2 separate regions of the Homo sapiens genome follow, and region 2 is linked to region 1. A link is a loop called in an ENCODE intact Hi-C map of the cell type or tissue named here. Cell type or tissue: OCI-LY7. All regions are shown on one strand.

Region 1 (8,000 bases):
TGGCCAGTGCTCCGCTCTGGGGGTGGCAGGGCACAGTGGGCGCAAGGCTCTGCTCCCGCCTCTTGCTTCTGGTTCACTCCTCCAGTTGGCCTTCTGAAGCCTCGGGCAGTGGGTGGGTCTGGAGGCATGGGTGCGTGTTGCTGCTGTGAGTTCTGGGTACAGTTCCCTGTGGCCTCTCCTCTCTCCTTCTGATTTCTCACAGAACCCTGGAGACCGTTTCTGAAAGCGACAGTTTTTTTTCTTACTAATCCCTGCAGTTTTCTTCCCACACCCAGTTTCTCTTCCTCATTTCTCCCCACCCTGTTGTGAACGAAAGCCTTTGCACCCAGTCATGCCCCACTTTGTCTCCCTGTACCTCTGTGACCTGACATGTACCTCCAGGCCCGAGGCAGGTGTTCAAGGATGGGGGACGGGGTGGGGTATCTCTGGGCCTTCTGGGAGTGCAGGTGGGCTTCCTCCACACAGGCTATGCTGGTACTGCCCCATCGCCCGCAGTGGTTCAGCCCAGCCCCAAGGCTCCAGGCTCAGGGGCCCTGGCAGGAAGGAAGGAGATGGTAAGTAAGCTGGGGGCAGGAAGCAGGTGGAGCCCTTAAATAGGAGAGTGAATAGCATCTGAAAGCCCCTGAGTCCAAAGCACTGCCGCTTGCTAGCTGTGTAGCCACAGACACCCCTGCCTCTGGGAAAGCTTGCTTTTGCAGGGCCTGAGGAAGTCAGCAGCACTTTTACCTGGTCCAGACAGAGGGCTTGGGAGATGGCAGACTGTGGGAGGCCTGTTGGGAAATTGTTTCCTGCCTTAGAGGCCCAGGACTTTTCTGAGGGACCACTGGTCAAGAACCGAAAGAGGTACTGGGGAAGGAGGAGGACCTGCGGCCTAGTCTCACCTGGCCAGCATCTGAGGGGCCACTCCTGCATCCCCTGGGGCTAGGGGTCTGTCCCACTGCCTCTGCCTTGCCTTTCTTAGACCCTGCAGCCCCCAGGACCTCTCGCCCTGCCGCCCTGTGGAGTTACCAGGGACACATTTTCCTGGGAGCCTGCTTCTGTGTGTGTGGGGCTAGGATTTGATGAGCCCCTGAGCCAGAGAGGACCCCAGTGAGTTCTTGGTTCAGCCACCCCTGCCTGAAAAGACTGAGGCAGGAAGAACATAAAAACATAGTAGCTAGCCGCAGCTCCTGCCGGGAGATTCTGGCCCCTTGTGGCTCCTCTCTCTTCATGGAGGCCTTTGGGGCTGTTCAGTTCTCACTGCTGTCCTGGTGGACTGTGGCCTTCCCAGCCTTGCACATGGTCATGCCTATTTTCACAGCCCTCACTGGCCACTCTCAACAGTCTTGGAGCTGAGTCAGCCTCTCGTGTGCTTTGTGCCTTGACCCTGTCCGCGTCATTGCAGGCCCAGGCGCCACCTCCTCCTGGAGTGTCTCCCCTCCACATTCCCACAGCTGTAGGCAGCCACGCCCCTCTGGAGCCCTCCAGCACCTGCTTCTCTGTCCACATGTCACTCCTCACTGCCACATGCCCCTGGCCCAGCACACCCAGATGCTTTTCTCTAAGTAGTTGAGGCGTATTCCATGGCATGAGCCCCAGGGCAGGAAGGCTCTGAAGAGGGGCCAGACTTGGGGAATTTGTGGGTGACCACTGGCCTTCTCTTTTGGGAATCACTCAGCCTAGGAGCTTTAGCCCTGGCTGGGAGTTATACATTGCCTTGAGCTAAGATGTGCAGCCACTGCTGTGTGATCCTATGAAAAGGGTACAGTCTCTCTGACCTCCAGTCCCCTTATCTGTCAAATGGGATGATCCAGGAGAGACACCCTGTGAATGCTCCCTAGGCGTCCTTGGCCCAGCTCTGGAAGAGAACCGTACTCCAACAGAGTAGACAGGGCCTCTGGAGGGCAGCCAGTCCCGCTAAGTGGCAGGGGACGGTGCCAAGGGGCCTGCCTGATGACACTCCATTCTGTGCTTCTCCTCCTTACCAGGCTATCTCCAGAGAGTGCAGAGGAAATTCAGGAATTCACGGGCTATGCAAATTGTATGAATGAATGAATGAGACCATGTCACACACTGACTTCATCTCTGCTTGTTCCCTCTATTCTTGCAGGGAACTTAGGCTGCGGAACTATGTCCCGGAGGATGAGGACCTGAAGAAGAGGAGGGTGCCCCAGGCCAAACCGGTTGCAGGTAAGCAAGCTGTCCCTCTCCACCTCTGCTTCCTGGCACTGTCAGCCACCCTCCACCTCAGCAGGCTTTGCTCTCTGAGAATAACCAGCAGTACCAGGACAGGAGTTGGGCCTGCAGGCAGGACCCTTTGTTACCATCTCATGGCAGATGCACACAGTCGGCCTTCGGCAGCAGCAGAGGCTGTCGGGGCACTGAAGAGTCCTCTTGTGCCTTCTCAGTCCTGCTCACACCCTGAGACCGAGGCCTCCCAGGGATCTGAGTGGGGTTTGAAAAAGGCCACATCCTCTCAGAGGACTCCTGGCTGAGAAGTGGATGTGGTCATGGGGCCCTTGGGCAGCAGGGCAGGGTGATGGGTCCTGTGGGCCCTGGGTGGGTCAGAGACAGGGGCCAGTCATTCAGCCACACACAGCAGTGGACGGGCAGTGTGGAGCACTGAGGCAGGGGAGAGGGCCTGGCCCAGGGCTTGCCTAGACTCTTGCCATGGCGTGGGAACAGCACAGCCACCAGGAGCTTCTGGCCGTCCACACCACTCATGCCAGGAAGTTTCTTAGTCCTGCGGATCCCTGGGCCCTTGCCCTGGAGGGTCCCCATTTTAATTCTTTATGTTTGTTATTTATTTTATTTTATTTTATTTTATTTTGAGATGGAGTCTCGCTCTGTCGCCTAGGCTGGAGTGCAGTGGCATAATCTCAGCTCACTGTAACCTCAGCCTCCTGAGTAGCTGGGATTACAGGTGTGTGCCACTGCGCCTGGCTAATTTTTGTGTTTTTAGTAGAGACAGGGTTTCACCATGTCGGCCAGGCTGGTCTTGAACTCCTCCTGACCTCAAGTGATCCACCCGCCTTGGCGTCCCAAAGTGCTGGGATTCCAGGTGTGAGCCACTGTGCCTTGCCTTGTTATCAACTTTTTTTGAATTGCATAAGTAACAAGTGAATAAATACATTTATCTTGGGAAAAAGTAAAGTGTTGCCCATTTGGCCACATCCCGGTCTGCTTCCCCACTTCCTTCATCCCTGAAATCCAGACACTTCCCCGTGATTTGCTTTGTAGTTTGGGCCCCACCTGGTAGGGTAATGGTGCACTGGGGGATAGTAGGCAGGACAGAGAGGTGAGGAACTGCCCAGGTCAGGGGAAGCCCTCAACTCTCATCTGTATCTGGAGGGAGGTGAGGCAGAGCAGGAGGGCACTCATGGGCCCACTGAATGCCAGGGGTTGGAGGAAGCCCACAGAGCCCAGAGTTGTTAGTGCTTCTGCCATTTGTCCCCAAGGGGCAGGACCCTCCTAGTCAGATTGCTCAGAGGCCCACTATGCTGGCAGTAGCTTGGAGGAGCTGGGAGGTGCCTGTGCCCTGGTCTTGGGAGCATACACCTGAGGTGGGATGGAGGAAAAGCCACCTGTGGCTCTGGCTAGGCCGGGACCCAGAGGACATCCTCAGAGCCCAGGAGCCCTGGGATTATGTGAGAAGCCAGTCCTCACTTTGTATGTATCCAGGCAGCTCTCTGGTCTTGTAGTTATTGTCAGCATCCATGCTTCCTGACTGACTGTGGCTGGCTGCCTCCTGCTGTCCCATTCTTGGCCTGTGGGGAATGCTTCATCCTGGGAAACCCAGGCCCCTCCTCCAGAGCTGCCTTTGCAGGGTCTTCACCTCTGGCTGGTTGCGGGCCACACAGAGGTGGGAGCAAGGAAGCCTGGGGTCCCGTCTCTCCCTGGGGGCCACGGTAGGCAGTGTCCCTGCAGAGTGGCAGCGCGTTTTCCACAGGCCTTCTCTGTTTAATTGCACCCTCTAGTGGAGGAGAAGGTGAAGGAGCAGCTGGAGGCCGCCAAGCCCGAGCCCGTCATCGAGGAGGTGGTGAGTGCCTGGACCACCCTGGCATCCTCGCTGCTTCTGTGTGTCCTGTTTCTCTTCGCCACTTGCTCTCCCTCTGCCCCCCATTCCTTCTCGTCACTTCTTTATTCCCTTCCCACCAGCCCCTTTGCTCTCGTCCCTCTCCTTCCTCCTCCTCTTTCTCCCATTTCCCTCCTTCTCGAGCCTGCCCTCCCCCTTGTCCTGGGGTGGCCCCTCCACCCTGATGTGTGTCTCCTCCCTTCCCAGGACCTGGCCAACCTCGCTCCTCGGAAGCCTGACTGGTGAGTGTTGCCCGTGCGTGGCGGGTGCAGGCTGACTCGGGGACTCTTGGTGCCAGCATGGGCCTGGGGCTTGGCCCTTCCTGCCGTCACAGTGCAGAGACTGGCAGTACAGACATAGAGTTACACGAGATAGCTACTGTTGGAAACCAGTGCTGAGGAGGACATAAGTGGTGGGATGAGAGGGGAGTGATGGAGTGGGGCTCAGGCGCGGGGAGCAGCAGGCCCCTCATGAAGGCCCTCCTGAGAGGTTGAGAGCCCATCTGCTCCAGAGCTCCCATTTGAGCAAGGCCAACCGCTGTCTTTGGGGGCCAGGAGTGGAGGGAAGGGCAGACACAGTTTTCTGTTCCTGTTCTACCACCATAGCTTGTTCCCTCTGGCCCTGGTTTCCTCCTCTGTGAAATGGAGGTCGTCATCCTTCTTGCTAGGCTGAGAGAGAGTGGGAGAGAGGGTGCTGTGGGCCGGGAGGCTTGTGTCTGTCTTCACCTTGAGCCGGAGGTAGAGCTATATCCCTCTCGCCTGATTCTTGGTCGAGTTAACACCAGCTGTTTTAATTTGATGAAACAAAAGCATGGGGCATATGTCCTGGGAAACCCAGAGCCAGAGAGAATGGGCTGAGTGCTTGTGCACTTCTGGGTGCCCACAGTGGAGGGGCTGGGCCGGTGGCTGGAGGAGGAGCAGGGCCCACAGTGGGCAGGAGCAAGTCACTCCCTGATGGTGACCAGAGGACCAGAGCAAGAGAGGGTCTCTGAGAAACCATCCACCTTTGCCTTAGCTCAGTCCCTTGTGTTGGGTGGGTTTGTGATGCTAGTCCCCCTGCCTCAGTGGGACAGGGAATGATGGTTTATGCTGGGTTTCGGAGGGTACAGAAGGGGAATGTCCTGGCCTCTTCCCCAGGGCAGCCCCCTCCAGCAACCGAGCATGACTCCTAATGCCAGAGGGCTGCAAGAGGGGAGGGGACCCAATGCCACATCAGGCCAGCCTTCACCTTCCTGCTTCTCCCTGCCTCCCTGCTCCAGGGACCTCAAGAGAGATGTGGCCAAGAAGCTGGAGAAACTAAAAAAGCGGACTCAGAGGGCCATTGCCGAGCTGATCCGTAAGTGCAGTGCCTGGGAAGGTGGGGTCCTGCCCACTGGGTGGTGGCCCAAGCACCGGGCCCCTCCCCACCCCTTCTGTCTGCCATCCATCCCAGGTGAAAGGCTGAAAGGCCAGGAAGACAGCCTAGCCTCTGCAGTGGATGCTGCCACCGAACAAAAGACCTGTGACTCCGACTGAGGCATGCCCTGCCCCACCACTCGCCCATCAGGCCTGTCCTGCAGAGGATGGTCTTGGGCAGGGATGGGGGCTAGGCTTGCCATCACCTCCAGTTTGGCTTCTGAGCAGAGACTCCCTGCCCATCAAGTCTGAAACCCCCATGGATGAGGTCAGCTCCTTGTCTGCTGGGTGGCCCCTGCCATTCTGAATGGAGGCAGAACCAGCAACAACTCTGGGCGTGCCTGTGTCTGCACATGTGGATGTACATATGTCTGTATATATGTATATATTTTGAACTTTCTAAAAAAAAATCTGGAAATAGAAACAAGTAAACCCCTGTGTGTGGCAGAAATGTGTCAGATATTTCCTAGGTCTGAGGGTGCAGTGGATTTGGGCTCCACAGGATGGAGACAGGGTGACTGCAGAGCTGGTACTTAATATGTATGAATAACCCCTGTGTTGGGCTGGGCATGTTGAGGCCGGAGGGGTGGGAAACACTCAGGGCTGCCTTCTGCGGCCAAGTCCTGGCCCAGTCCATGGTCAGTGCTGGTCATCTCAAGATCCTTGGGTGATAGAGACAGGGTCTGAGAAAGTCCTTTTAAGACCTCCCCCAGACCTAGGCCTTGTAGTAGTCTATGGAGTAGCTGGAGAGGCTCCCACCCTGGTCCTCTGGGGATCCTCAGTGTGAGAGAGACTGGGCCTTGGCAAGCCCCAACTCAGGGCCACTCCAGATTTGATGCCGCTGGCACTGCTTTCCCCACTCTCCCCAGCCCCAGGCGGCCTCTCTCCCTACTCCACCAGTCAGAGCTAGACTGTGGCTCCCCTAGGACAGAGACCCTGCATGGGAGGGGTGGCCCATTCTGCTAGAGATGGGGACGTTGTAGGCTGGGTTTCAGGTGTGGTTGTGGACCCTAGATCTCCAAGGTTCTGGCTTTAGGACATGAGCCTTCTCTGTGGAACTGACTCTCCAGAGTACCTGGCTGGCTGCATCATCTCTGACTGCAGTACCGGTGGCCAGCTGGACTTGCATCTCCTCCAGGATGCTTACACCCTTGAGTTTCCTTTGGGATTTCTCCTTGAGCCTTCTGCCTCTGCCCTAAGCCATCTAGTGTGTTCTTCCTCTCCGCAGTATTCCAGAAACACAATGGCCCATCTCTGGCGGACAGTGCCAAGCACTCTGGTCATAGAGGCAGAGTGGGTTTGTGCACACAGAGACCAGCACGCTCACAACCAATGAAAAACCCTTTAAGTTAAAATTATGCAACTATTCTTGGAAGGTAATTCCTGTGTGGAAAAGAAACAGAAACTTCTAGCTGTGGGTGAGGGCTAAAGTGGTAGCTGGCCACCTTCTGCATTGAGTAGTAAGACAAGACCAAGACCCTGACTCCCACATGGGGCAGAAACCCTTCCAGTATTTCCTAGGTCCAGGGGTACATGCAGGACTGGAGCCAGGCTCCGTCTGTCCAGTTGGTAAAACTGGAGCTGGGCTTTTTTTCCTATGAACAAAAGGGTGAAAAGACTCCCTGCGTCTCCTGGGATTGCAGCTGGAAACAGGATCCGTGTCTGTAGCAGTTGAAGGACTTGGATACCTGGTGACTGGCAACTAAGCTGCCACTCAGCATCAGCTCTGGGACTAGAGTAGGGTTATCCCCCAGTACGACAGTCCCAGAGCTAATGAAAGATGTGCTTCTGGTTTCATGACCCTGGGTGTTGTCCTAGAAGGAAAAACAAAGTACCATGCATCATGAGTACTCAAACAAAATTTACAAAATACACGAGAAAATCCAATGCCTTAAAGAATGACCAGTAACCCAGGTGGGAGGATTTATACCCAAGGAAACTGAAATAGTAACAGCCTACAAGGTTTTAAAAATGAGCATTTGTTTTTACATCAGAGAGATAAAAGAGCGTGTGGTATCCTTAAGAACAGAGATTAGACATAAGAAAGAACTGATTAGAAATTTTGGAAAGAAAGAATACAGCTCTTAAAATAAACTCACCAGAGAGCTAAGTATTAACTTACAGTCCAAGAAAGGATTAGTAAATTGGAAGTTAAAGCTGAGACGGTCATGAGAAGGTGGCAGTGAGAGATAAAGAGGGCGAGATGGAGGGTAGCTTGAGAACCTTGTTATACTGATACCTGTCCTATAGATGACAGGAGTTCCAAGAAAAGGAAACCAGAGAAAGAAGGTACCTGAAGAAAGAATGGCCAACCACTTCTTTTTTTTTCCGAGACAAAGTCTCACTCTGTCGCCCAGGCTGGAGTGCAGTGGCACCATCTAGACTCACTGCAACCTCTGTCTCCCGGGTTCAAGTGATTCTCCTGCCTCAGCCACCCAGGTCGCTGGGATTATAGATGCGTGCCACCACGCCCAGCTAATTTTTGTATTTTTACTAGAGATGGGGTTTCACCATGTTGGCCAAGCTGGTCTCAAACTCCTGACTTCAGGCGA
Region 2 (8,000 bases), 440 kb before region 1:
ACAAAAACACACCCACATATTTAAAATCAGGGCTTTTTGTTGCTCAGGACCAGATTTAATTCTTATGCAAGTGGCCCTTTGGTACCAGTGTCTGTGAAAGGAAAGGTAGCAATGGAGAATTTATTCCTCTCCTGGCTGGTACAAACTCCCAAGTTCAGGCCACTGAAAGGAAGGAAGGGCCTCCGGGGCGGATGGGGCCTTCGGGATTGCCCAGGTACACCCTCCGAGGTTGTCTGGTGCCAGGCAGTGAGCTACAGCACAGCAGAACATGGTGGAACTTTGAGACATCCTCGCCTTTGCAGTGAGACCCTGCAGGCTGGCTGGGCAGCACCCTCTTGAGGGTGCCAAAGCCACTGGGTCAGGACTGGGATCACCTGTGGGACTCTCAGATGCAAAGCCTTCCTAGTCAAGGTCTCTGTCTCCATGGGTAATAGAGTGACTTGTATCCACCATTTGGGTTTTGGAACATCAGGTGGTGCCCCATGTGGCCCCACTGTGGCCACAGCCGCTTTCTTCACCCCATTCGACTTGTGCAGGCCGCTTAGGCAAGGGTTCCTAGAATCTGTGCCCGCCTCCTGGCTACTTCATTATAGCAAAGAGAAGCTGCCACTGAGGTCCGGGGCTTACACAGGCCCACCAGGGTTCTTTCATCACAGTTCTTCAGCCCTTGTGAAAGCTTTTTGCTTCAGCCATCTTCTCAAGGGAGGTGTAGAGGCTTTGGGGACATCCAAAAGGAGTCACAGGTCTCAGCTGCCTGTAGTGCTGGCTCTGTGCGGAGAAGATGGAAGTAATAACTGTGGAGCGGAACCACTCACCTGAAAGGGATCTTTCATCTCCTGCAGGTGAAGACTTTTCCCAGGGTGAGGTAGGGGAATCCACTTCCGGCTCTCTGCACCTTCCAGCTGTCACCCAACCTCAGGCCCCAGGGTCAAGTCCCATGTGGGTGGGTCTCGGAGAAAGCTCTTCCTGGGTGCCTGGAATCCTGCCCTCGCCTTCTGCAGCTCAGGCCCCAGCAGCCAAACCAACATCAGACTGCCGCTCCTCCTCTGACTGCCGCTCCTCCTCTGACTGCCGCTCCTCCTCTGACTGCCGCTCCTCCTCTGACTGCGAGCAGAGCAGCCTGGGTGTGTGACACTACCCTGGGGTGGATCCCCAGCACCTCCACTTACCAGCTCTGTGCCTGGGTCCTGTTTTTGTTGTTGTTGTTGTTGTTGTTTTTGAGATGGAGTTTCACTCTTGTTGCCCAGGCTGGAGTGCAGTGGTGTGATCTCAGATCACCACAACCTCCATCTCCTGGGTTCAAGTGATTCTCCTGCCTCAGCCTCCTGAGTAGCTGGGATTACAGGTGCTCGCCACCACGCCCGGCTAATTTTTTTTTTTTTTTTGTATTTTTAGTAGAGACGGGGTTTCACCATGTTGGCCAGGCTGGTCTCGAACTCCTGACCTCAAGTGATCCACCTGCTTTGGCTCCCCAAGTGCTGAGATTACAGGCGTGAGCCCCCGCGCCCGGCCTGCGTCCCGTTCTTAACCTCCCAGTGCCTTTGTTTCCTCATCTGCAAAATCGAGTTAATGGTAGTCCCCTTGTCTATGCTTGGCAGGGGTAAGAGCTCTGTGTTTGATAAGGGTCTCCAGTGCATCTCTGCGCCATGACTGCAGCAAAAGCCACCATACCTGAAGCTTCCCCTACCTCCCACACTGGCCCAGGTTGCCCATATTAGCTTTCTGTCTGCTTTATAGATGAAGAAACTGAATCCCAGAGAGATTGACTAAGAAGCAGTGGGGAAGCGGCAGAGGTGGGATTTGAACCCAGATCTATGGGACCCTGGAGCAGAGGAGGGGCTTATACAGCTGTACCCTGAAGCTGCTCTGGGTTGATTATCAAGCATAGGTTATTGAAGGGTTTTCATGTAGCTATAACGGAGTTTGATCATTTGAACTTATACCCTGTAAAGTCTACCTATCAAAAACACCTTTCTTCTACTTGAGAGCCTCCCACCTGAGTTCCCAAGACTGACTACTGCCTTCCAACCTCAAGTCTTTGGACATGTTATAGAGGCTTAGGGATTGACAGGATCATAAAGGCTACAAGGTTTTGTCCCCACCCCTCTCCATTGGATGCCTGAGCCCTATATTTATTGCATTCATGTTGCCAGTAACAGAAAAGCCCACTCAAACTAGTTTAAACAGTAAACTCCAGAGGCCCCCTCCACCTTCAGGCAAAGTGTGACCCAGCAGCTCAGCGATATCAGTAAGGATTTGTTTCTCTCTCTCCTCTGTGCCTTCTGTGCTGCTGATCTCATTTTAAGGGCAGCCCACCTCATATCCAAGATGTCGTCTTTGTCACATCTAGTCAGGCTCCCTTATTATTTCCAAGGAGCAGGAAATACCTTGGTCTGGTGCAGTGGCACACACTGGTAACTCCAGCAGTTTATGAGGCCAAGGTGGGAGGACTGCTGGAGCCTAGGAGTTTGAGATCAGCCTGAGCAACATAGTGATACCCTGTTTCTACCAAAAAATTAAAAAGATTAGCTGGGTGTGGTGGTGTATGCCTGTAGTCCCAGCTACTCAGGAAGCTGAGCAGAAGGATTGCTTGAGCCTGGGAGGTTGAGGCTACAATGAGCTAGGATTTTGCCACTGTACTCCAGCCTTGGTAACAGAGTGTCTGTCTCAAAAGAAAGAGAGAGAGAGAGAGAGAGAGAGAAGAAAGGAAACAAAGACAGAGAAGAAGAGGAAAAAGAAGAAGGAGGAGGAGGAAAGAAAGAGAAAGAAAAAAGGAAGGAAGGCAGGCAGGCAGGCAGGAAGGCAGGCAGGCAGGCCAGGCATGGTGGCTCATGCCTATAATCCCAGCACTTTGGGAGGCCGAGGTGGGCGGATCACCCAAGGTCAGGAATTCAAGACCAGGCTGCCCAACATGGCGAAACCCTGTCTCTACTAAAAATACAAAAAAACTAGCCAGGTGTTGTGGCAGGCACCTGTAATCCCAGCTACTCGGGAGGCTGAGGCAGGAGAATCGCTTGAACCCAGGAGGTGGAGGTTGCAGTGAGCCGAGATCGCACCACTGCACTCCAGCCTGGACAACCAGAGCAAAACTCCGTCTCAAAAACAAAAAAAAAAAAAAAAAAAAAAAAAGAAGAAGAAGAAGAGAGGGAGGGGAGGGAAGGAAGAAAGAAAGAGAAAGTGTTCTGTGTTCCCACCAAAAGTTTTGAGATGTATTCTAATTGGACCAGCTAATCACATGCATACCCTGAACCACATTAATGGAGGGATGAGAGGCACTGGTAGACTTCGGCTAAGTCTAGTTACTCTAAGTTCCACTCCTAGAACCATGCAGATCCTCAAAAGGAAATTGAGGCCCTATTCGAAGGGAAAAAAGGTAGGGGAAATAGATGCCGAAGAGGCCAAGCATCAGATGGCCCCTACAGTTTCCTATGATTTTCCTGCCAGTGGATTGTCCAGACATAGTTCAATGTTTCCCAAGCCGCCTCCGTCATGCTAGGCTGTAGCTGTTGTCAGGAGGCCTTTCCCATTGACATGTCTCCCTCTGAGAGTGCAATCTCTGATTCTGGCTCTGAGGCCACAAAAACATTCTGGTTGTCTTGTTTGTCGCAGCCTTTCAAGAGCCGGGAACTGAAACCTTGTTGCTCCTCTCCTCCAGGTAAATCTCCCCAGTTTCCCACTATTCTACATAAGACTTGGCTGTGTAATTTGAACACGTTTCCTAACTTTTGTTGTTATTGTTGTTGTTGAGACAGAGTCTCACTCTGTCATCTAGGCTGGAGTGCAGTGGCGTGATCTCGGCTCACTACAACTTCCGCCTCCCAGGTTCAAGCGATTCTCATGCCTCAGCCTGCTGAGTAGCTGGGATTACAGGCGCACACCACTATGCCCAGCTAATTTTTGTATTTGTAGTAGAGATGGGGTTTCACCATGTTGGCCAGGCTGGTCTCGACCTCCTGACCTCAGGTGATCTGCCCGCCTTGGCCTCCCAAAGTGCTAGGATTAGAGGCATGAGCCACCACACCCGGTCAACATTTTTTTTTCTTCTTTTTTTTTTTTAAGAGACAAGATCTTCCTGTCACCCAGGATGGAGTGCAGTGGTGCAATCATAGTTCACTGGAGCCTTGAACTCCTGGGCTCAAATAATCCTCCCACCTCAGCATCCTGAGTAACTGGGACTACAGGTGCATGCCACCACCCTTGGCTAATTTTTTATTTTTTTGTAGAGATGGGGTCTTGCTATGTTGCCCAGGCTGGTCTTGAACTCCTGGGCTCAAGCAATCCGCCTCAGCCTCCCAAAGTGTTGAGATTGCAGGAATGAGCCACTACACCCAGCCAGTTTCCTAACTTGTACAGGCCTCATTTTCCTCATCTGTCAATGCTGGGGGCAATCTAAGCTTCTCAAACTGATGGGGAGTCACATATTGGGAGTGCAGAGTCCCTGAACAAACACGCTACAGCATCTAAAGGCTTGATTTTACTGGAGTTTCTGCCCCACCGTGGAAATATTAATACAAAATGTTTCAATGTTAAAACAGTTATGGACAACTCAACAATAAAAAAACATAATAATTTGGCTGAGCACAATGGCTTACACCTGTAATCCCAGAACTTTGGGAGGCCGAGGCAGATGGATCACTTGAGGTCAGGGGTTTGAAACTAGCCTGACCAACACGGTGAAACCCAGTCTCTACTAAAAATACAAAAATTAGCTGGTGTGGTAGCAGGCGCTTGCAATCCCAACTACTCGGGAGGCTGAGGCAGGAGAATTGTGTGAACCCAGGAGGTGGAGGTTGAAGTGAGCTGGAATTGCACCACTGCACTCCAGCTTGGGCGAAGCGAGACTGTCTCAAAAAAATAATAGTAATAATAATAATTTTAAAATGTGCAAAGGACTTGAATAGGCATTTCTCAAAGATGATATGTAAATGGACAATAAGCACAAGAAAAGATATTCAACATCATTAGCCATTAGGAAAATGCAAATCAAAACCACAGTGAAATATCATTTCATACACACTAGGATGGCTGTAATAAAAAAAGAGGGGCAGACTGGGCATGGTGGCTCACAGCTGTAATCCTAGCAGTTTGGGGGCCAAGACAGGAGGATCATGTGAGCCCAGGAGTTCAAGACCAGCTTGGGCAACATAGTGAGATCCCATCTCTACAAAAAATTTTAATTAAAAAAAAATTAGCCAGGTGTCATGACATGCACCTGTAGTCCCATCTACTCGAGAGGCTGAGGTGGAGGATCGCTTGAACCTGGGAGTTCAAGGCTGCAATGAGTCATGATCAAGCCACTGCGCTCCAGCCTGGGCAACAGAGTCTGTCTCAGAAAAAAAAAGCGAGAGAGACAAATGTTGGCAAGGGTATGGGAATATTGGAACCCTCCCAGATTGCTGGCGGAAATGTAAAATGACACAGCCTCTGTGGGAAACAGTTTGGCAGTTCCTCAAAAAGTTAAACATAGAGTTACCATATAACCCAGAAATTCTACTCCTAGCTATACATTTCTGGATAATTGAAAACATATCTCCATACAAAAACTCATATATCAATATTCATAGCAGCATTATTCATAATAGCCAAAACATGGAAACAACCTAAATGGCTATAAACTGATGAATGAATAAATAAAATGTGGACTATTCATACCACAGAATACAGTTCAGCCATAAAAAGGAATGAAGTACTAACACACGGCAGAACATAGATGAGCCTTGAAAATACCGAAGTAAGTGTAAGAAGCCAGACACCAAATGCCACAGATTAACACGATTCCATTTACATGAAATGTCCTAAATAGGCAAATCCATAAAGGCAGAGTGGATTGGTTGCCAGGGATTGAGAGGAGGGGAACATGGGAGAATGACTGCTAATGGTACAAAGTTTCTTTTTGGGGCTGATGACAATGTTCTGAATTGTACACTTTAAAAGGGCGTATTTTATGGTACATAAACTTTATCTCAATAAAAAGAGTTCTATTGAACATTTTAAAAAGCTGGCTAGGGGCCTCATTTTCCTCATCTGTCAATGGTGGGGACAATCTAAGCTTCTCAAACTGACGGCGGGTCATGTATTGGGAGTACACAGTCCCTGAACAAACACATCCGCAGCATCTAAAGGGTTGATTTTACTGGAGTTTCTGCCCCACCATGGAAATATTAATACAAAATATTTCTTTTTTTTTTTTTTGAGACAGAGTCTCGGATCTGTCACCCAGGCTAGAGTGCAGTGGGGCAATCTTGGCTCGCTGCAACCTCCGCCTCCCGGGTTCTCGCCATTCTCCTGCCTCAGACTCCCGAGTAGCTGGGACTGCAGGCGCCCTGCCACCACGCCCGGCTAATTTTTTGTATTTTTAGTAGAGACGGGGTTTCTCCATGTTAGCCAGGATGGTCTCAATCTCCTGACCTCGTGATCCGCCCTCCTTGGCCTCCCAAAGTGGTGGGATTACAGGCGTGAGCCACCGCGCCCGGCCCAATACAAAATATTTCAATGTTAAAACATTTATAGACAACTCAACATAAAAAATATAATAATTTGGCCAGGTGCAGTGGTTCACTCCTGTAATCCCAGCACTTTGGGAGGCCGAGGCGGGCAGATCACCTGAGGTCAGGGGTTTGAGACCAGCCTGGCGAACATGGTGAAATCCTGTCTCTACTAAAAATACAAAAATTAGCCCAGTGTGGTGGCAGGCACGTGTAGTCCCAGCTACTCGGGAGGCTGAGGCACAAGAATCACTTGAACCCGGGAGGTGGAGGTTGCAGTGAGCCGAGATGGCACCACTGCACTCCAGCCTGGGCGATAGAGCAAGACTCTGTCTCAAAAAAAATAAAAAATAAAAAATAAAAAGCTGGCTAGGCATGGTGGCTCATGCCTGCAATCCCAGCACTTTGGGAGGTCAAGGTGGAAGAATTGCTTGAGCCCAGGAGTTTGAGACCAGACTGGGCAACATAGTGAGACCCTTGCCTCCTCAAAAAATTAGTCAGGCTTGGTGGCTCATGCCTGTAGCTACAGATGCAGAGCACCCAGCTACAGAGCGACAGAGCAGGACCTACCTCAAAAAAATAAAAAAAAAAGTTGCAGATGTATTGTGGAATAAAATGCAGACTCCGCATGGGCATTTTTAAAATACTTTTGTTATTTTTGTAAAACTGAAAGTTTATTATTTTGAAAGTTTTCAAATAATAAAAGCTAAAAGAAGAAACATAGAGATAAGCATACTTTAGTGAACGTTCTTTCAGATGCCCTAATAATGATATTGTTAGGATGTTGATTGGTGCTTAATTTTATATACAAGGAGTTATGCCTTAATCGGGGGTGGGTTGACATGCTATCTTCCTTGGTCTGCGCAATCCCCCTCTCTGCTTTTATTTTTATTTTTCCCACCCCATTTCCTATCCCATCCCATTTTCCATCCCCTCAACCTTTAATCTTTTTTTAAATACATACAGTGGCATGATCATAGCTTATGCCATGAGCTATGAGTGTCTGTTCTCACACTTGAGCCTCTAACTCCTAGGCTCAAGCACTCCTCCCATCTCAGCCTCCTGAATAGTTAGGACTACAGGTGTGTGCCACCATGCCTATCTAATTTTTTAATTTTTTGTGGAGATGGGCTCTTGCTGTGTTGGGGTCAGGCTGATGAACTCCTGGGCTCAAGCATTCTCCCTCTTCTGTCTCTGGAGTAGCTGGGACTATGGGCATGTGCCACGACACCCAGCCCTTTAATCATTCTTACTGGCATTTTGGGGGTGTTAGAAAATGTGTATCATTTCAAGAGATGAATTCTAATATCTATATATAAAGAGTAGTAAGTTACACATCTCTTCTTCCTAAAAGTGGCAGTCTATCAGAGAAGGGATAATGGCAGGGGCCTGGAGGGCGTGAGTGTTGGCAGGCTTGACAGTGGTGGCCCAGTGCTGTTGAGCTATGAGATTGTCACCCAGGCCTTAAAAATCTACCATGGGGATAATTGGGAAAGTCCCGTTTCCACTGCTGGA

The links. A loop is a pair of places that touch in the nucleus more often than their neighbours do. Peaks named below come from ENCODE experiments on the same cell type or tissue, not always from the same donor. Only the 100,000 strongest peaks of a DNase experiment are listed, where the experiment ranks them.
Region 2: a loop joins it to region 1, with 7 times the contacts of the local background. A loop is called at or near these places in 3 of 110 quality-filtered maps.

Annotation. Positions count from the first base shown.
Region 1 is chr3:46,919,625-46,927,624 of GRCh38, reverse strand. It overlaps CCDC12 (coiled-coil domain containing 12), which reads left to right. Exons shown (of 7, transcript NM_001277074.2): 3 at 2,090-2,169; 4 at 3,957-4,018; 5 at 4,262-4,296; 6 at 5,313-5,389; 7 at 5,486-5,895. The coding sequence ends at 5,568. Among named protein-coding and RNA genes, the nearest start is that of PTH1R, 46 kb to the right of the region's middle. RefSeq lists enhancers at 20-399, 2,489-2,990. In OCI-LY7, CTCF peaks have their summits at 3,758 (motif pointing left) and 3,958 (motif pointing left); DNase peaks (open chromatin) are centred at 484 and 3,944; H3K4me3 peaks cover 2,258 bases; H3K27ac peaks cover 3,785 bases.
Region 2 is chr3:47,363,300-47,371,299 of GRCh38, reverse strand. No RefSeq gene overlaps it. Among named protein-coding and RNA genes, the nearest start is that of PTPN23, 14 kb to the left of the region's middle. RefSeq lists an enhancer at 7,754-8,000. In OCI-LY7, a CTCF peak has its summit at 79; no DNase peak of the experiment used is centred here.